Regions from separate parts of the Mus musculus genome. Here regions 2, 3 and 4 are each linked to region 1. A link is a loop called in an ENCODE intact Hi-C map of the cell type or tissue named here. Cell type or tissue: heart. All regions are shown on one strand. Region 1 overlaps Sptbn5 (spectrin beta, non-erythrocytic 5). Region 2 overlaps Pla2g4d (phospholipase A2, group IVD). Region 3 overlaps Pla2g4e (phospholipase A2, group IVE). Region 4 overlaps Pla2g4d (phospholipase A2, group IVD).

Region 1 (5,000 bases):
ATTTAATTTCCTCTGGTGGTGCCAGTGATGTGTGTAAGAGAAGCTAGGACACTGCCCAGGATCTCAGCTAACCAGGGAAATGGCCTGAGGTGGCCGCAGAGGACCCTGGGAATCGAACTCAGGTCGCCAGGCTTAACTGCAAGTGCCTTTACCCATGGAGCCAATCCATGGGCCTCCACATGGTGAGCTTTGAGAGGCCTTCTCGGTGTGTCAGATCCATGACTTTTAAAATCAGGGTCTCAATCTCCAGCTTGTCTTGCCCAATGGACTGGCACGGAGCTGAGGGTGGTGGTTAGAAATTCATAGAACAGGAGCTGGAGAGATGGCTCAGTGGTTAAAAGCACTGATTGCTCTTCCAGAGGTCCTGAGTTCAATTCCCAGCAACCACATGGTGGCTCACAACCATTTGTAGTGGGATCTGTCGCCCTCTTCTGGTCTGTCTGAAGATAGCTACAGTGTACTTCTATACATAAAATAACTAAATCTTTAAAAAAAGAACTTCATAGAACAGAAACTTGATAGATATAAGAACAGTATGCTTATGTTTTCTGAGCCAGGTGTAGGGCCAAAGGAGGGATAGGAAAAGATGGAGACCATAAAAATACTGTTTCAGTGGTCTTCAGGATCAAGGGGACATTGCAAACTTCTGAGCTGGGGTCCCTTTATATATCTAATTTCCTCTGGTGTCATGAAGGTGGCAGAGATTCCGTGCTAAATGACAGTCGAAGAATGGCAGTGGCTGATGTCCAGCCACTCTGCCTCTCACCAGCGAGTACTAGCCCCCAGACTGTAGGAAGAACTCTAGCTCTTCCTTCAGCACATGGCACCATCCTGGGCCCTTTGCCCCTGGATGAAGGGTGACTACTCATTCACTCAGCACCAAGGGATCACCAACATGGGTGGAGTAGCTCTGCCCCAGGGGTCTGAGATGAAGCCAGGGCTGGGCCATGAGGCCTGGGAGCCTGAGACATACCCTGTCCAAGGAGATGTGGGAAATCTGGAAACGCAGAATGATGACCCAGAGGAGTCCCAGGATGAGTGACTGGTCCCCATCCACAATGTTCTCTGGCCCGATGAAGGGAATGGGCACCTGTGGGCACAGTTGATTGGGCTAAGCCATGAAGCCTATGGTCCTGAGAAAACTGGAGTCTAGGAGGACGGGAGATGGGAGGGGCCTGCCTCTTCCAGCAGAGGTCCTACAGGGAGAGTAGGCAATGAACAATGGCAGGGGAAAGATGGCTTTCTAATGGCTGGGACATTGGTCTAAGGGGACATTCTCTAAGGGGAGATATACTAGATTGGGCCACTGGGTGGAGGACCCTCAAAGGTGGTGCAGAAAATGAGAGTTCTTAAGTGAGCTAAATAGACACAGCCAGTGCCTGTCTCCTCCTCCTAGCGTTGCTGCACCTCAAGGGGGTGCCTGAGCCACTGGATCACCCCCAAACCTCAGTCTCCAGCCAGTGTTTCACCTCCAACTGAGCTATCAGAAGTTTAGAGTTCCCCAGCCCCACCCAGCCAGATTCTCCAAGCCCAGGCCTAGGCCCAGGTGCTATCATCTGCATCTAAGCAAACTGTGAGTGGCTCTGTGGGTCATAAGGGTGAAACCTCTGGTCTAGAGCTTCTTCCTTAGGAGGAGGACTGATTAACTCATGATGAGCACACATCAGAGTCTAAAGAACCTGCCAGTTACCCTCTGGCTCCATTGTCTCTACTGAATCATGCCACACCAAAGCCGAAGAATTCTGAGATCAGCTTTGCTTAAGGCAGCTCCGGTGCCCCATTCTAACACAGGACTTGGTGTCCTCGCATAGGCTGGCTGTCTCCGAGGCTTGAAGGTGTTATCTCTCAGGTGTCTGCATGATTATTCCCCTTTCTTCCTTTAAGCCTCTAGTTTGGTGTCGCTTCCTCAATGTGGCCTACTCCAACCACCTTACTTGAAATTGAAACTGCATTTTTTTTCTCCCACCTAAACATACACATCTGCTCCCATCCCTGCCGTGGTGGGGGTGTTGGTTTTGCTCCCTAACACATCCTCAGTTCTTAGCATATACTATGTAATAATGATGAGCTGAGTGAACAAAGAAAGGAGCGACGTCCTGTAAGACCAGACAGCTGGGAGCTGATCGCCAGCCCTGCCAGCAGAACTTCAGTAGGCATCGCACCCTGTGGGTGTATTCTCTTGTGCCCCACTGGTCTCTGAAGAATGCACCCATGAACTTCCCTCTCTCCCTGACCCTCTCATCCCTCTGTGTTCACCTTAGCTCGGGGCAAAGGAAAGCTTGTGTCCTCCTTCCAGGCTCTCCAGAGTCAACCCTCCCAGCTCTGGGTTTAGCAATAATCCATTGATCAATGAACTTGATCGCGGCAGGAGGAAATCAGCAAATATTCAGGACTTTGTTGTTATTGTTAGTGGTGGTGTGTGTTTACATATGTGTATCTGTGTTGGGAAAACACACACCCAGTTACCACCCTATGTTACAGGGTAGCCCCCACTTGAGATCGTCCTGCCTTGGCTTCTTTCGTGCTGGGATTAATGATGTTAACCACCACACCCAGCCTAGGAATTGCTCAATAACTGACTCTAGGGGAAATCAAAGCTGTGGCTTAACTGTGCTTGGGGTAACTCCCTTGTCTGGTGTTGACTACAGTTCCCTGAGCTATCTAGAGCACTGAGGTTATCACCTCCACGAGTGTCAGTGACCTGCTGTCTAATAAGCTCCTAAAGAAGCCGGGTGTGGAGCTATTCCTGTATTTCTAGGTGTCCAGCTTTCTGAAATGGGAAGATTGAGAACACTCAGGTCCTTTCCCTCATTAGACAGAGATGCTTTCAGTCCGGAGAGGGTTTTAGACTGTTCCTGCTGTGGCCAGCTGGTGGCTGTCTAAGCCAAGCATACAGGGCAAGGAGAACTTTGCTACACCCCTCGCCACCTCCTCAGCTGCACTTCTGGTACTCAAGCCCGGATCTCCTGCTCTGCCTGAGGCCTGGGCCTCCTTTGATGACCTCTGGTTCCTCTCACCCAGCCCTTCAGCCAGAAACACCTTCCCAGAACAAACCTTGGCCCTGAGGAAGGCCAGGGCGTGGCTGTTGTTCTCCAGGAAGTGCACGCGCAGGCGGCCCGGACTGGGCGCTGGTAGGGCCTCCCCAGAGATAAGCTCCAATAGCCGCAGTAGGTGGGCACCGTCAGCAAACTCTGTGTACAGGTTCTGGATCCTGATGCCCACCTGAGGAGTGGATTGAGGCAGATGTGGGGTCAGCCCAGCATCTCCTGCCCACCCCACTTTAAAGCCTGGGAGGGGTAGGCCAGAAATAGCTACAGGTAGATGACTCTACAGCAGACCCCCAGGTCACTGGTCAGAACTGGACGTCCTCAGACCTTGCTTACCCGTCCTAGTCGGAAGATGTTATTGATCCAGTTGGTGAAGGTCTTCTCCTGCATGTGTGTATGCTGAGCCTGGAGCTTGCGGACATGGCCTATCTCATACTCAGAGTCCATGGCCAAACTTGAACTCAGAAGGGCTGAGCTTTGGGCCTGGGTCTTCTCGTCAGGGACGCTGCGGCTAAGGAGGTGGAGGGTTGATGGGACAACCAGCTTATGAGCCTTAGCTCTTTGAGGGTGAATGGCGACTGGGCATTTCCCTGTGTCTGGAGGTGGTGGAGGCATGGGGGCTGGGAAGTACTGTGGAAACTGATGATCCTTCTGCCAGGAGTCTGAGGCCCTATCTTGATACACTGTCCCCATGGAGACAGAAATTACGGATTGGAACCTAAGCGAGTAAGAGGTCTGACTGGTAGCCTGCACTTGAATGACCCAGAGCCACCCCTATCCCAACTTTCCAGACTCTACTCTGAACACCTACTGCTATAGTCCTAGCACCACAGCCATGGCCCCTGCTCTTTGGCGGACAGAAGGGAGCTAGGGTTGCTCACCTTGGCAGTTGATGTCCGGGTCCTCATTAGGAGGTCCCACTGCTGGAATGGAGATACAAAATAGCAAAGCCTGGGGAGTGAGGGAGGGAACCAGAAAGGTCAGGCTGGAGGCACAGTATGGCCCTCCCCTTTGCCAGCCTGTCAGCACACAAGCAGCATTGTCCTCCCACCTGCTACAGGGCGGGACCCAGACAGGAGAGGGTGGCTCAAGAATGCTCTAGGCTCATTGCTAGGGGGTCTCCTCCTTTATCCTCTACCCCATCTCCTGGCTGTTTCCACTGTTGGCAGGTGAGGAGGGTCTTGTTGGCTCTAGTGAGAACATTGCAGGATGCTGAAGTCTAATGAGAGGTATCCATGATCAGGATTTCTGGCTAAAAGCTGTAGACTCCCTTTCTCTTCCACACCCATCCTAGGATGATTGAAGGAGCCGTCTGACAGCCTCTCTCTAACTAGGAATAGCCACAGGAAGCTGTAGTGTCTTGGGCTTAGATTCCCAGGTCTTGAATAGATCTGGGCCACAAGCTCAGCTTAGCTAAGTATTGAGAAGCCAATGACAGATTTATTGTGGCAGAAGGTACCCAGGGAAGCAGCTCCTGCTCATAGCTCCTCTATGAGCAACAACCCCTTCCCACAGGCTTCCTGTCAGTAGTCTTGACCTCTTCTCTCAAAAGCCTTGGCCACAGGGACACTTCCTTGAGGTGCTGTAGGCTCCCCCACCCTCACCCCAGTCTTCAGACATTCACACACAACCATCTCAGAGACTGGGACCCAAGTTCAGTTAGTTATAGGTAACCACCGGGGCAGGTGCTCGCTCTTCCTGACTGCAGCACAAGCCCTCTGCATGGGCTGCCTGATGCCCCAGACTTTGATCAGCTCTAAGGAATATTCTAGAAGAAATGCTACAGTCTTCCAGGCCCAGTTCCTGTTTTGCAGGGAAAGCCTTGTCTTCAGCCATAGCACCCTGAAGGTGCCCAGTCTCATCTGTAAGGGAAAGCTTCATCGGGAAAGCCTTCTGGGTTTGAGGGGCTCTGGCCTCAGCTCCTCCAGGTTTGTGAGATCTGAGGTCAGACAG
Region 2 (5,000 bases), 200 kb after region 1:
ACTTGGGAGGTAGAGGCAGATGGATGTCTGGGTTTGAAGCCAGCCTGATCTACAGAGCCAGTTCCAAAGCAGTCATGCTTCTAGTGAGACCCCATCTAAAAATATTTTTCAAAGAAAGGAACTGATGTCAGTAATGGGGTGTTGGCGCATCATAGTGTGATGGGGTAAAATGCTGGGAAGGAAGGGAGGTCTGGGGGGGTCTGTCTAAAATGAGGGACCCCATGGAGGGCATCTCTGAAGAGGTGTTGTTTGAACTAAGATGGGGAGGGGGAGAAGCAGGAGGCAGAAGAGGAAGAGGAGGTACTGGAGGCAGCCGGAAGACCTGGAAAGTACTTGACATGTTTGAAAAGCAAAAGGAGGGAAGGATGGCCAGAGCATCAAGAAACAGAAATGAGAGAGCAGAGAGGACGAGGCCAGGCTGCACAGGCTGCCTGTGTGGGCATCAACAGGTTTTATTCTACCAACACTAAGTCTTCTGATGGAGGAACACGGAAAGATTGACACTGTGTGATCGTCCCCAGCCCCCACTGATGTTCCCTGAGCACAAGAGGCCTGGCCTTGGTAGGAAAGGGCATGGAGCTAGCTAAGGGTGGTGGGAGATTTGGAGAGCAGAGACTCACCCTCAGGTACCCATTCAGTTCTGTGTCTTGGCCCCTCATGTAGTGGAAGCTGAAGGTAAAAGCTGTGTCCGGGAAAAATGTCTGTGTGTCCTCATATGACCCCTTCAGCATAAGCTCCAGCTCTAGTTTGTCCTGGCCTAGGGAGGAGACCAGATGAGAAGGAAGGAACAAAGGAACCTTGAACTCCATCTCGGATCTGGGATACTAGCAGAAGTGGCTGTTTGTAGAAGAGGAGGTTGAGGCTGGACCACAGTGAGCAGGGTTCTAAAGAGAGCCTTCCCAGATTGCTTGCACGGTATAGCCCGAGGGGCTCCCACCTATGGCAGAGCTGTTCCCTTCTTGTACAGGTTTCCCAGCAGCCTGTGCCCACCGTGGTCCAGGCAGAGTCCAGTTCTCACCTGCTGCCATGGCGGTGTTCCCGGCTCTGTCCAGGGAGACATCCAGGTGTGACAGTTCTCGGGCCTGGGGCAGACGACATCATAGTCAAAGAATTTCACACGGTTAGCTGAGGTCCCCTCTACCTCAACCCTGAGGCCCATTGAGCCTCAAACCACCACACACACAACACAAAGTGGGGTACAGAATAGGATTTCACCCATCTCTGACCTGCTGCAGACCGCTAAGCCTACTGTAGTCTCATGTGGGACATCCAAGTCAGTCCACCCCTGCCTGCTCCTGTTCTTAACTTTCTCGTCTTCTGAAAGCTCTAAAAGCTCCCGGCTCTCAGGCTCAGGTCTCTCTGTTATGGCTCCAGTGTTCATCTCACAGATTCTCAAGTATGTGGGAATCTCAGGCCCACAGGCGGAAGGTGACAGTAAAGCATTCAGAGCCATAGTGACCAGAACATCTCTTGATTATCCTCAGCTTCACCGACTTGCTTTTAGAGCTCTCCCTGGGAAGCTCGGTGGCTGAGGCTGCTCTGGCCAGCCCTTCCAACAGAACTGCTGGATCTAACTACACACTACTCATCCCCACAACTCAGGGTGTGTGTGTGTGTGGCAACTTCTGGAAGTGCTAGTTCACTGTTTTATCTTTGACATGAAGTCTCAATATGTAGTAGCCCTGGCAGAACTGAAACTCACTGTGTAGACCAGGCTGGCCTCATGCCTCTGCCTCTCAGGTGCTGGGATTACAGACAGGTGCCACGGTACCAGGCTACCCTACGAATTCCTTTTAAAGGTAAACTAACCATCTGACCGGCGTGTTGCAAGCCCCTGAGGTGTGTTCCAGGGGTCAGCTCCAGGTTTTATTCATCTGACTCCAGTTAATGAACCCCACAATCAATAGGCAGCTTTCGATGCAGCGCTCGCCACCTTGTGGCCATTACTGCCTACTGCAGTTTCATGAGATCGCCAAGAGACAGGCTTGCAAATTCTACTAGAAACACCTTCCAAACCTCAGTGACCTCAATATTAATAAATGGCCCTGGGCCTGGCATGCAGGACTCCACTGTGCTCATTACACATAACTAAACATCAGCAAAAAGCATCTACGTTTTCTCAACAGTTCTCCAGCCATCCAGCTGGAAGCCTGGACAGGCTCTGTATAGTCACGTGACCTCAGCTCTGGACGGACACACACACACACACACACACACACACCCAAGCCCTACAGGATGATCTTTTGGGAGTCTGGGGTAGTTTTACCACAAAGCCCTAGCCCTGTCTTGTCCCTTCCCCTCCACACCCCAGAATACCGTTCCCAACTGCCCCGCTACCCCCGAATCTCCCGAGTCACAGGAAGGTCGTTACCACAAGAACATTGTTGGTGATGAGGTTTTCTGGAGGGTCCCACCTGAGAAAATCAAAACATCCATTCTGAACTTAGGAAATCAAAAGTGTTCAAAAAAGTATTGACATTATCACCCCCACCACCATATTCCTATCCACAGGGATATCCCTGGGTGATACAGGATTAGGAGAGACGCTGCTGTGTCTGGCAAGGTGAAATGAGAGCAAAGAACAGGGGAAATGCCACCCACCCTCCTCCTTGCTCCCAAGAGGAGCCCCAGACCTCTCCAGCAGATGCAGAGCTGGGAAGGTGGCTCAGATGAACAGACCCGGGTCAGAGCCAGTTTTCAAAGAAGAACTAGTGTCCTCAGCCACCTTCCAGCCCTTCATTCTTACGTTCTTTCCATTAGGAGCTCCACATCTAACTCTTCTGGTCCCTGTAATCAAAGAGGGTCGGCATGTACAGTTGACACCAATCTCTTAAAAGCATTATCCTGCCGTCTCTAGTAGTCTCCAAGGAAGGTATACTATTGAGACTATTTCCAGTACAAAATTAAGGGGAAGATAAGCCAGCTATTAAAGTATCAGAAGCTAGAGGACTACAGGTTCTTCCCCCTGGTTTCCCAAGCCCTGATGGGACTGAAAGAGCTTGGCTAAAGGTGATCTGAGGATACCCAGCTCCTATTTCTTCTTCTGTTGAGGAGGCTTCTGGGCCCCATAATTCTACCATCCCCTCCCCAAGTCTGTAGCAGGAAACAGAACCAGACCTTGGTGGGGCAGGCCTGGAGTCCCTTGAGCAAGGGTGATGGGTCCACACTGCTCTCTGGTGGTTGCACTGAGCAGTTTTTTGAGGGCTATCATTGAGGTGACTAAGGCTCTGACATGGGGAGATGCTGTCAGGAATAGCAGCTAGACCGACCAGTCCCTTTCCTGTTCAATGAGAATCAGCTTTTGTCCCGTGAGTGACTACAGCCAGCAGCATCCTGGCAGGTAGGAAACGTTGAGCAATTTCCTTAGCCTGAAGCCTTCTTACCCACCTGAGGATTCAGGCTGAAGGTTTTCTGGAGCAGCTGTCCAGGAAGGATTTCTGAGACATCATAAGAAACCTTGAAGCAGATGTCATCTTTCGTAATTACGTCTTCGTCATAGATAGTTAGTTCTAGAATGTTCTAGGGGCCAGGAACATAACATAGTATCTTTTCATTGCAACATTAGCTCATATACACAGGTAAAGCCAAATCCAGTGAAGTCCCTAGTTTCCCCTCCTGTGTTTTTTATAATGACTTATTTAGTATGTCTGTGTAAGGGTGTTGGATCCACTGGGACAGGAGTTGCAGATAGTTGTGAGTTGCCATGTAGGTGCTGGGGATTGAACCCTGGTCTTCTGGAAGAGCACCCAGGGCTCTTAACCTCTGAGCCATCTCTCCAGCCCTCCCTTTGTGGTTTTTAATTATAGTTTTTTAAAAAAAGATTTATGCATTTACTCTATGAATGTGAGTACACTGCCACTGTCTTCAGACACACCAGAAGAGGGCATCAGATCCCACCACAGGTGGTTGTGGGCCACCATGTGGTTGCTGGGAACTGAACTCAGGTCCTCTGGAAGAACAGTCAGTGCTCCCAACCGCTGAGCCATCTCTCCAACCCATAATTTTTTATTTAATAATCATACAAGAATATAAAGTCTTTGGATCTAATCTACCCTCGCCCCCCACCCCTCCCTTCCAATTCCTCCGTTACCTTCTACAACTCCTTCCACCTTCGTGCCTTCCCTCAGTCTCTCTCTCTGTCTCTCTGTCTCTCTCTGTCTCTCTCTCTGTCTCTCTCTGTCTCTGTCTCTCTCTGTCTCTCTGTCTCTCTCTGTCTCTCTCTCTCTCTGGCTTATTACATAGAGTCCACTTAGTGCCTCCTGCATGTGTGTAAGTGTGCACCATCTACTGGATGGTACACTCTCAGAGCCCAAATCCCCGAAGAAAATGGACCAAATCCTCGAAGAAAATTGACTCTTCTTTTCCCAGTAGCCATCAGCTGCCAATAGTTCCCCAGACAGAGGACAGAGGGTGGGGCTTTATGGGCCCCTCCTCCATGTGGACCAAAATCAAGGGAGACCAGGGCTTCAGGCCTGTAACCCTAGCCCTGGGGAGGTGGCTACAAGAGGACCATATATTTGAGGCTGGTCTGAATCACACAGTGATTGACTGTCTCAAATATGTATGTATGTATGTATGTATGTATGTATGTATGTATGTATGTATGTATGTATCCTGAAGAATTTTCTTCCTAGGCTGGGCATAGTGGCTCATGCCTACAATCTAGCAGTCAGGAGGCAAAGACAGGAGGATTGCTATAAGTTCAAGGTCAAGCCTGGCTACATAGTAAGAGCTAAGCCATCTAAGCCTATGTAAAAAGAATGTATCTGAAAACAACAATACTTTACACTCCCCCCCCCAAGAAAAAATAAGCTTGGGTATGGTTGCATATGAAAGCAGAGTCAGGTAGATCTCTGTGAGTTTGAGACCAGCCTGATCTACATAGTGAGGTCTAGTACAGCCAGAACTACATAGCAAGACCTTGACTGGGAAAAAAAGAAAAGAGAAAGAAAACCAATATTTTAAAATGTCTCCTGGGGCAGGCAAGATGGTTCAGTGTT
Region 3 (5,000 bases), 86 kb after region 1:
TCTTCTGCTCGGTACAGTACTCACAGGTTTGTTTCAGGGGCTGCAACAGCATGGGAGAGCCGTGAGCACTGGAAGCCTGGGGTAGGGAGACCACACAGAGGTCCTGGGACTGGTTTCCTGATTGTCCTAGCTAACACTGCTCCCAACCTGCTTTGCCACTGTGTGGAATTTTTAGGGGGAAAAAGAAAAAGCTAGCTCAGGACAAAAAGCCCAGGCAGTAGGCTAGTGCCTAGCCAGCCTCGAGCTTCTTCCATGAATTTTTTAAACCCAGAAGCCCTGCTACTGCTACATCGACTAAAAGACAGACCAGTGAGATAGCGGGGGCATCCTGTGAGATTAACAGACTCTGGGCCCAGTCCCCTGGAGTCCTGACTAGCAGTGTCCAAGGGCTGGACTTTGAAAAGGTGCCGTTAAAAGTCCGAGTCCTGTGCCTGCCTTACTTGCATGTGTCCAGCTAGCTACTTAGTCTTGGTTCCCACCTCTGACCTAGGGATAGCAGTGACTGTGCCATCTACATAAAGAACTGGTGCAAGGGCCAGGTGAGAGCCTGGGTAGGGAAGTACACTGTCATTTATTTACAAACCCAGGTCACGATCATTGCTCTCTCTCTCTCTCTTTTTTTCCGAGACAGGGTTTCTCTGTGTAGCCCTGGCGTCCTGGAACTCGCTCTGTAGACCAGGCTGGCCTCGAACTCAGAAATCCGCCTGCCTCTGCCTCCCAAGTGCTGGGATTAAAGGCATGTGCCACCAACGCCCGGCTCATTGCTCTCATTTTTGTCTGTAATTCCCTTCTTCTCCCAGCTTTAGGCTGGATTTTATGTCAAAGTCAACCGGAAAAAAAAAAAAAAGAAAAGAAAAAAACAAAACAAACCAAAAAACAAAAACCAAAAAGCTCAGGATTTTCCCTTAAAGAGAAAGTAGTAGTAGTAATAATATAAATTCAATTCCCAGCAACCACATGGTGGCTCACAATATTTCTAATGGGATCTGATGCCCTCTTCTGGTTTGTCTGAAGATAGCTACAGTGTAGCCATATACACTATATGTGTGTGTGCGTGTATCAACAATACCACCATTGGTCACCTGTGTGATCATATGGAAAAAAATTTAAAAATAAGATACTACAAACGAATCATGATTTTTTTTTCAGCTGAAAAATGACCAAGTATATCAGATGCTCAAACGTGATAATAAAGTTGCCATTTACTGAGTGCATGTAAACCCCAAGTCCCAGCGCATGAAAGCCGGCCAGTTGCCTGTGAGATTTAGTCCTCTAGCCTGCACCGTGCCATGCCTTAGTCTCAGAGTGTGTTTGCAGAGCACATTCTTCCATTGCAGCCGCTCAGGCCTCTGAGGTGATGGTGCTGTAACCGCGCAGGAGCCCTGAAGCCGGGGATGTCTCTGTAATACTTGCCTTTGTCTGGGATCCTGCGCAGTAATTGAGGTGGATGATAAGGTCGACTTTTCTCTCTGGCCTAAGGAGGGGTGCGTAGCTGGAGTTGACAAAGAACGCAGTGTCCAGCAGGTTCAGGTGTTTTGCAAACTGTGTCAGCTGGTTTGGGAAGGTGTCCAGTACTGTGTCTGAAAGTCAAGCCTTCTCGTTACCATCCTACCAGGTGACCTGATGTCAGCTGTGGGTGAGGTGAAGGCCCTGGTATGTACTGAGTGCCCTCCCTGGAACTTTCTCTCTTCAGCCCCGGCCTCTAGCCTCCCACATACTCCCTAGGGCACTGAGTCCTACTTTTCTGTGTAGGCTAGTGGACACCAGCATGCTCTTGAAGCTTTAGCAAGTCTTCTATGGGTTATGCACACAAACCCACTGTGACCCATCCATAGACCTAGTGGTGAAGAAAGGGCTTAAGGGCATCTTATAAACTATGGATACCCACGGACCCAGAGTTATCAGCCCCGTTGTCACCAGAAAGCAAGGACAAAATAACAGTCCATGCTGAAGGGAATTTGCAGGCTGTGGACAAATAAAACAACAGAGAAGATTGCCATATGGTGGGATAGGACGAATGTTAGCCCTAGTCCCTAAAGCCTTTTCAAGGAGGCATACAGAATCCCAGCTATGAGAGTGTGGCCTAAGGCCTGGGGCTGTGAGACTGAGCTGGGTTGTGTGTCCTCAACTGCAATGGGGGCACCACTCACAGTCAAAGGTGCTCCCAAAAGATATTGCTAAAAAAGTCCATATTTTTCCATTTGTACAACTGGGCCAACTTCTGAAGCTGGAACTGCTAGGAAGATTCTGTGGTCACAGTCAATTAACTAATTAATGCCTATATTGCCCCCTGCTGGCAAAGCCATATTCATTCAAGCTCTCAGTCATAAATAGAGTGTCATGCCCTGCCCCACTCCCCTCCTCGCCACCTCCCTTACCCAAGCTGGCTGTGTTCTGCCCATTAACATGACCAGAGGAGACCATCTTCCTCTATGGCCACATCCATGCTTGCTTTTCCTTCCTCCCAACTTTGCCAGCCCAGGTTGTGGTACCTTTCCACATAGAGAACTGCCTGTTCTGTAAGTAGTCAGTATGCAGCTGCATCCCGTACAGGAAGTTGTGGAACTCAGACACGAAGGGCCTGCGTGTGAGGATTTCTCGGAAGGTGTTGGACAGCCATGTCGTTGGGATCACTACTGTGGTCTCTAGGGGGTTATCGTCACACCTAGGGATTTCAGGCAGGATGGGATCATCTTCTGTAGGGAGAAGGGATAGAGGGCAGGTTACAAAAGCTGGGGTAGTACCTGGTTGCTTGACCCCAGAGAGCGATCCATTTTATGAGACAAGGGTGGAGGATATGGAGGGTATAGAAAAGGAGAAAGAGAAGGTAGGAAGGCCCCGGCGAGGATGGCGAGCCCAGAAGTTTGGTTTTTCTCTGTGCTCACAGATTCCCTAGGCTTATCAGCTCTCTGGATATCAGAAGCATCCTTCTGGCCTCAGCATGAGTACCGCCTACAACCGCCCTGCCCCCAGTGATGCTCTAGGCAAACTGCCTTCCCATGTCTGGGGTGATGTGGAAACCCTGACAGGCAATCAGTCCTTGCTTCATGACCCATACCCAGTATATTCACTACCCAAGAGGGGAACTAGGGTGTCACCCACCGATGTCATGCAGTCTCTCCCTTGTCCACCTATAGAAAAACTCCTCTGAGGTGTGAGACAAATTCCAGGCATCAAGCAGGTTCAGGGAAAAGATGCTACTCCACAACCCTAGAGAAGCAGAGAGGTCATGAGCAACTGTCCCCAGACTCCCTGCCTGCCCACCCCAACTCTCACTGGTTCGGCCTTATCCCCATGCCTACTCTAGGCCAGGCTATTTGGAGGGTGGGGCAGGGCAGGGCCGACTTGGATTTCTGTCTCCCACAGGACAGTTCTATGCAGACTGACGGTACCAATGCTCAGCTCTTTTTCTCCCTTCCCTCAGTGCAGGGAGCAGGGAGTGCTTAAGGCATAGCTATGTCGGGGAATGACAGCTGAAAGTGTAGGCTTTAAGTTCAGGCCCTGCTCTGATCTTGCATCAGTCTACATGAAGAAAGCATTAAGACAGTATCTGGTATACAGTAAGCCTTGATACACATAAGGCTGGATCTTACTTTTAATGTAAAATTTATATAGTAATATTATAAAGATACATTAAAATTTCAATAATAATAATAATAATAAAGCCAGATATAGGAACTCACATCTGTAGTCCCAGTAGGGAGGTTGAAGCAAGAGGACTGACATGAATTTGAAACTAGCCTAGGATATTTATAAAATAAGTTCCAGGCCCACCTGGGCTACAGAGTGAGACCCTATCGCCAACAAGCAAATACTAATGATTATATTCTTAACTTAATTTAATTTCTCATCTTACATGGAGATGAGAAAACAGGTCCAGAGAAATTAGGTAATAGACAACCTCTGTGCAGCTAACATGTGAAGAACCAGATCAAACTGATCTACAGGTTTGAGAAGCATATGGGACCAAGTCTCAGGGAAGAAGGAACTGTGGGTTGTGAGCTGCAGTGTGGAGTTCGTAGAAGAAATGAGCCTTGAGTTAGATTTTCTGAAATGGGTTGCTCTGGAGTAAGTCGATAGACATCCTGTTTAAATAAAAGAAGTTCAAGCCGGGTGGTGGCGCATGCCTTTGATCCCGGCCCTCGGGAGGCAAAGGCAGGCGGATTTCTGAGTTCGAGGCCAGCCTGGTCTACAAAGTGAGTTCCAGGACAGCCAGAGCTGTCCTGTCAGTCTGTCAGTATACAGAGAAACCCTGTCTCCAAAAACAACAACAAAACAAACAAACAAAAAAAGAAGTTTAAACAGCAGCCCTTGAAGCTGTAATGATAGGCTTATTTTCTGAGGTCACTTTTTGCAGATGAGACTCTGAAGCAAAGGACAAAGATTGGCTGTCACAGTCCGTGGACCCTGTACTCAGTGACCTTGGCTTCTGAGGAACCAAAGAGCAAGGAACAGGGAGCTGGCTAGGCTTCCCCAACCAGTGGCTCTGTCCTTTCTGTTGGGGGTCTTCTCTGCCTGGGATCTGAGATGCTGTGTCTTTCCTGCAAGCAGACCCACTGCTGCCTGGAGCCAGGCAGGGAGAAAGTTGGGGTGCTAATCTTCTCTCTCATGGGGCTGGAGAGATGGCTCAGTGGTCAAGAGCACTGACTGCTCTTCTAGATAGAGGTCCTGAGTTCAAATCCCAGCCACAAATATCTTTTTAAAAATCTTTTTTTCCTATCTCAGCTTTCCATATCTCAGATCTTCCATGCAAGATCTTCTGAGTAAACCTCAAATAGACCACAGGAGCCCAGGGTGCTGGGATCCTCCCTTTACTGAAGTCTCCCTGGGCCTAACAGGCTTTGGGAAGATTAGAGCAGTTGCGATCTGGAAGTAGATTCAGGAGCTCCTCCTGGTTTCATGCAAAGCAGCAAATCCAGAAAGTTCAAGAGCTCAAGGCTAAGCAAGGCGACCAGCAATGGGCCCGGATTCTCCCTGTTATCTGTTAGTCAAAGGCAGGC
Region 4 (5,000 bases), 180 kb after region 1:
AAGAATTACTTTCTTATTATTTTTGTTTGGTCTCTTAGTTGATACTTTTTAAAAAGTTTTCTGACACAATGCTATTCCTGCTATATATATCTTGCTCAGGAAAAAAAGATAATCAGTCTAGTTATTTGTGTTTGCCATTCCCATGACTACCACCTGTGCTGAACAGAAGGCAGAGCTAGGATATGCTGGGTCTTCCTGCTGGGCTTCATGTCTCTGCCTGTCTGCTCTGGGCCTCCTGAGGAGCCCATGGGCTGCAAGATGAGCAATATACCTCGACATCTGTGAGTAGGGCTGACACCTGCTGCTGTCAGTCCTCACCAGATTGGGAAGGGTGATAGCAGGGGAGACAAAGGCACATGCACACTCATGTGCCAGATATGGCAGTGGTCTCAGTCTGCCTCAGGCTGAGCATTCTGTGACCTCACCCCAGCTCTCTCTGACTTTTTCAATGTCTCTGAATGGATGGAGACTCTCCATCCATTTGCTCACTCTATGCCCCTCTCACACTCAAGAGCCTGAAAGCCTGGAGGTGCCCGAACCCCAGAGCAAAGACAGCTTGCAGCGTGCCATGTCTTCCTGGGTCTCGAGGTCACTGCTACAGAATGCATCTACAGCCTGAGGGAATGGCGCTCCACTCTCCCTTACCTCACTCAATTTTGGACCAGGTGGTTGCATATTTGAAGGTCCTTAGGACCACCAGATGCTGGAAGAGTTCAAACGTAGAGCTTCAGGAAAGCACTTGCTTGTCCTGGAAGTCTGAACAGTACTTCTAATCTTTAGTTCCTGCAGCCCATCAAGGCTAATGACCCCAAAACCATGGCATTCTGGGGCTTAGAAATTCCTTCTTAGGGTTGAAGGCAGAGACCAGACCTCACTTTGTATGAAGTTGGCTATCCATAAGTAGGATGTGTTATGCAAGACACAGGGTGTTCCCAAAGACACAGAGCTAAGTACTGCTTTAGAATCTGGGGACCGGTGTGGAAAAGGCACGTCTTGGTCTGTCTTTCCCACTTTCAAGTTTAGTGAGTTTCTATTTGTCTGTTTCGTCGTGCTTTGTTTTAGTTTAACATTCTTAAGATTTTATGTGTATGAGCATTTGTCTGCGTGTATATATGTGCACCATGTGAATGCCTGTTGTCTGTGGAGGCCAGAAGAGAGCATTAGATCCCCTGGAACTGGAGTTAAAGATGGCTATGAGTTACCATGTGGGTGCTGGGAATCAAACCTGGGTCCTCTGCAAGGGCAGTGCTCTGACCTGCTTAGCCCTCTCTCCAGCCCCTTAGACATTTTATGTTCCATCCATCCACCCATCCATCCATTGTAAGTGTATACTCATTTGCCACAGGTCAGAAGGCAACTTTTATGAAGTTGTTTCTCTCCTACCATGTGGGTCCAAGGGATTGAACTCAGGTTGTCATCTTGGCAGCAGGTACCTTTACCTGCGGTACATCTTACCAGCCTTGATTGTTTTGTTTGTTCATTTTTGGTTTGGGTTTTATTATTTTGAAACAGGGCCATGCTATGTAGACTTGGCTGGCCTGGAGCTCCCTGTGTAGATCAGACTGACCTCAAACTTGGTGCTAGGATTAATGTTATGTAACACCATGCCCAGCTTCCTGGTAGTTTTTTTGATGAAGATGATGTTGTTGGTTGGTTGGTGTTTGTTTGTTTTGTTCTGTTTTTGAGGCAGGGTTTTGCTGTGTAGCCCAAGCTGGCCTGTAACTTGCAGATCCCGTGTCTCAGATTCATGAGTGCTGGGAATACAGATGTGTACCACCATCCTTGTCTGTATTTAGTGATCTTGAGAAAGTTGCTTAACCCGTTGATGCCTACCAGCCAGAGACCACCAGGAACTTTGCTGGTAGTTGACAAATTTCATTTGTGGTTTTACCCAAGGAGGCAGCACATGGGAAACTGGAGAGCATCTCAGTAGAGGTGAGGGTGGGACTGAATGAAGGGTTTGGGCTTGTGAGAGATGATTTTAAGGGAATCTTCAAGGTAGCAAAGGTTTGCCCTGGCTTGGGTGCTGTCAGGAGAGAGACAGATATACAAGTGTGTATCTTCATAACTTTTATCTAGGAGGTAGTGAGTGAAGCAGGGATAAGAAGGCATGAGTGGTATCTTATCCACTCTTGAGCCAAGATCAGCTAACGTGAGTCAAACCTGTGACAGTCTTGACTCTTCCATGCTCAGCCACCTTAGGGAATGGTCGTCCCTTGTCTTGTTCTGTCACTGCATGGTAACCATGGTAACTGTTGTCACTATCACTCTGTGAGAGTGCTGCGGCCACAGGAGGGTAAGAGCCTCAGGGCACTCAGAGGCAGGAGCTGGTTTTCCTCCTCTCACTCCTGAATCTCACTACTGAAAGCACAGACGTGGTGATACCATCTGACATCACCGACCACAGTGAGAACGAAGAAGCTCAGCACGCAGCGCCCACGTAAAACAAAGTACCATGCGCAGTACACTGCACGGACACGGTGGCTGGGAAAAGCAAATTTATGGTATTACAAGAAAGCAAATCAAAGCCAGATACGGAAGAGGCAGCTGAGGGAGGACCCTGTGTGGGGACATCAGCTGAGGCCAAGCCCTGAGCTGAAGTCTCTCCTAAAGTTCCCACTTTGCCTCCTGCCAATGGAGCGAGTGTGTGTGTGTGTGTGTGTGTGTGTATAAGTGTAGGAGATAGAGAAAGATATGATAGCAATACACATGAAAAATTCTATGACATTGTCAGTGCAAGGGAGGTCAACATCCAAAAATCAGTAAATGGAGTGAGGCGCATGGATAGAATATAGGGAAAGACTCGCATGGTGGCTCACACTTTTAATCCCAGCACTCGCAGAGGCACAGGCAGGCAGATCCGGTGAGTCTGTGGCCATTTGGGTCTATATAATGAGATCCAGGCCAGCCAGGGATGAAGAGTGAGACTATCCCATCTTTAAGGGGATGTGATGCCCTCTTCTGGCACTTGGGTGTACATGCAGACAGAGCAACTTGTATATTAAATAAATTAAAATTAAAATTAAAAAAAACATAAAAATAAAAACAAACCCACCTGAGTATCCCAAGAGAGGCAAAAATTACGCGACAACATTCAATACCTTTTTATGATATCACTAACAACAAAACCACTCAACAAACTAGGGACAGAACAGAATGTTTTCAATCTGACAAAACCCAAACCCACTTAAGATTGAACAGCAAAACGGTAGGAAGCCTTGATGCTGTCCTTCCATATCAGAAATAAAACCAAGGATGGCTACTCTTGCCGTGTCCGTGGAGCACAATGTCCAGGATTCTAGTCAGGGCAATTCAGTCAGAACAAGAAATAAAACACATTCGAACCAGGAAGGAGGAAGGAAGACCATTTCTTTCATAGATCGCAAGATCCATAACTGAATTCCCTCCAGAATCCACCAAAAAGTATTCAAGCTGGTGAACTGAAGATTGCAGGATTCAAGTTCAAACTACAAAAACTAAGGAGATGTCCATTAGCAGTGAACAGTCTGCTGCCATCAGGTGTCTTATGTACGTGTCACAGGAGGTATTCAATTCCTCTAGGACCAACTGGAAACACAGGGAAGGATGGAGGGTGGGGTACGCCCTCTGGGCAGTGAGGCCAGCTGCAGTGGCTTCCATAGGTGTGCAAGACTGTCGCTCAGCCAGGCCCTGAGGAAGCTGAGCCCCATGGAAGGGGTCCTTTCCCTCCAGCCAGAAATACAAATGTGGGTGGAGAACTGGAAGCTCCAGCCAAAGGCACTGCCACTGTGCCTAGATGCAGGCTGAGTTAAGCCCTTGGAAGTTGGAGGATCATAGTGTGGTCTTCAGAGCCTCAGAGACCCCCTGAGAAGCCTCACGTCTTCACTCCCAATGGCCTGGTCTCTGAAGCCCTCCGTTTCAGAACTGTCCTCAGGGCCTGCAGGATAGTGCCCTGGTTGTTCTGAACATTGTAGTCAGAGAGCTGAAGCAACCGGTCGAAATCTTCGTTCTTGTAGGTCATGTTGTACATGAAGTAGGGGGAGGCAGCCCCTGTGAGATTCACCTGCCCAGCCTTGAGCTCATCAGGGCTGCGCCTGACACCTGCCAAGGATGAGAGGAGGGTCAGGAGCAGGGCCCAGAGGCCTCCATAGGTGTGCAAGACTGTCACTCAGCCAGGCCCTGGGGAAGCTGAGCCCCATGGAAGGGGTCCTTTTCCCTCCAGCCAGAAATACAAATGTGGATGATAAGAAACAAGTTTGAAGTAAGAGGAGTTTGGTCCCCCCTACAACTCCTACAACACATCCCATAGTTCAGACAGTTCATGGGGTTGCCCCACAGCTTCTTGGAGAGTCAGAAACTGAGAACGAGCAAAATTGAGATTAACGAAAGGATTCTTAAAGTTCCTGGTGGGAGCAAAGAGAAGACTTTCTTTGGAATTCTAAGGCCTGGCATCTGGCTACTTAGAAGGCTGAGGCAGGACTGTAAATTCAAGGCCTGGTCTACAGACTGAGATCGCAGACAGCCTGGACGATTAAAACATGGGCTGGGGATGTAGCTACTGAGCTCTTGCTAATATGTGGAAGAACTTGAAAGAAAGAGATAAAGAGAGAAAGGGAGAAAGGGGGAAAGGGGGAAAGGGGGAAAGGGGGAAAGGGGAGGGGAGGGGAGGAGAGGGGAGGGGAGGGAAGGGAAGGGAAGGGAAGGGAAGGGAAGGGAAGGGAAGGGAAGGGAAGGGAAGGGAAGAGAAGGGAAGGGAAAAGGGAAAAGGGAAGGAAAGGGAAAAGGGAAGGGAAGGGAAGGGAAAAGGGAAAAAGGAAGGGAAAAGGGAAGGGGAAGGGAAAAGGGAAAAGGGAAGGGAAGAGGGAAGGGAAGAGAAAAGGGAAGAGAAAAGGGAAGAGAAAAGGGAAGAGAAAAGGGAAGAGAAAAGGGAAGAGAAAAGGGAAGAGAAAAGGGAAGAGAAAAGGGAAGAGAAAAGGGAAGAGAAAAGGGAAGAGAAAAGGGAAGAGAAAAGGGAAGAGAAA

What was found. Peaks named below come from ENCODE experiments on the same cell type or tissue, not always from the same donor. Only the 100,000 strongest peaks of a DNase experiment are listed, where the experiment ranks them.
Region 2: it touches region 1 in a loop (3-fold over the local background); 20 of 42 quality-filtered maps call a loop at or near these places.
Region 3: it touches region 1 in a loop (6-fold over the local background); 27 of 42 quality-filtered maps call a loop at or near these places.
Region 4: it touches region 1 in a loop (2.8-fold over the local background); 10 of 42 quality-filtered maps call a loop at or near these places.

Annotation. Positions count from the first base shown.
Region 1 is chr2:120,082,185-120,087,184 of GRCm38, forward strand. Sptbn5 (spectrin beta, non-erythrocytic 5) reads right to left here. Exons shown (of 67, transcript NM_001370938.1): 1 at 3,929-5,000; 2 at 3,384-3,558; 3 at 3,055-3,222; 4 at 974-1,090. The coding sequence starts at 3,494. Among named protein-coding and RNA genes, the nearest start is that of Sptbn5, 4.2 kb to the right of the region's middle. In heart, CTCF peaks have their summits at 441 (motif pointing left) and 2,875 (motif pointing right); DNase peaks (open chromatin) are centred at 2,607 and 2,997; H3K27ac peaks cover 800 bases.
Region 2 is chr2:120,278,248-120,283,247 of GRCm38, forward strand. It overlaps Pla2g4d (phospholipase A2, group IVD), which reads right to left. Exons shown (of 20, transcript NM_001024137.1): 4 at 3,388-3,519; 5 at 2,747-2,787; 6 at 2,372-2,414; 7 at 1,019-1,082; 8 at 621-757. Among named protein-coding and RNA genes, the nearest start is that of Pla2g4d, 8.3 kb to the right of the region's middle. In heart, CTCF peaks have their summits at 1,941 (motif pointing left) and 3,184 (motif pointing left); no DNase peak of the experiment used is centred here; H3K27me3 peaks cover 241 bases.
Region 3 is chr2:120,168,616-120,173,615 of GRCm38, forward strand. It overlaps Pla2g4e (phospholipase A2, group IVE), which reads right to left. Exons shown (of 20, transcript NM_177845.4): 16 at 3,103-3,210; 17 at 2,493-2,696; 18 at 1,414-1,580; 19 at 1-40. Among named protein-coding and RNA genes, the nearest start is that of Ehd4, 17 kb to the left of the region's middle. In heart, CTCF peaks have their summits at 999 (motif pointing left) and 2,288 (motif pointing left); a DNase peak (open chromatin) is centred at 2,386; H3K27me3 peaks cover 232 bases.
Region 4 is chr2:120,262,786-120,267,785 of GRCm38, forward strand. It overlaps Pla2g4d (phospholipase A2, group IVD), which reads right to left. Exons shown (of 20, transcript NM_001024137.1): 20 at 3,084-4,080. The coding sequence ends at 3,854. All of the region lies in intron 1 of Gm52560 (a long non-coding RNA gene), which reads left to right. Among named protein-coding and RNA genes, the nearest start is that of Gm52560, 4.0 kb to the left of the region's middle. In heart, a CTCF peak has its summit at 2,969 (motif pointing left); no DNase peak of the experiment used is centred here; H3K27me3 peaks cover 1,512 bases.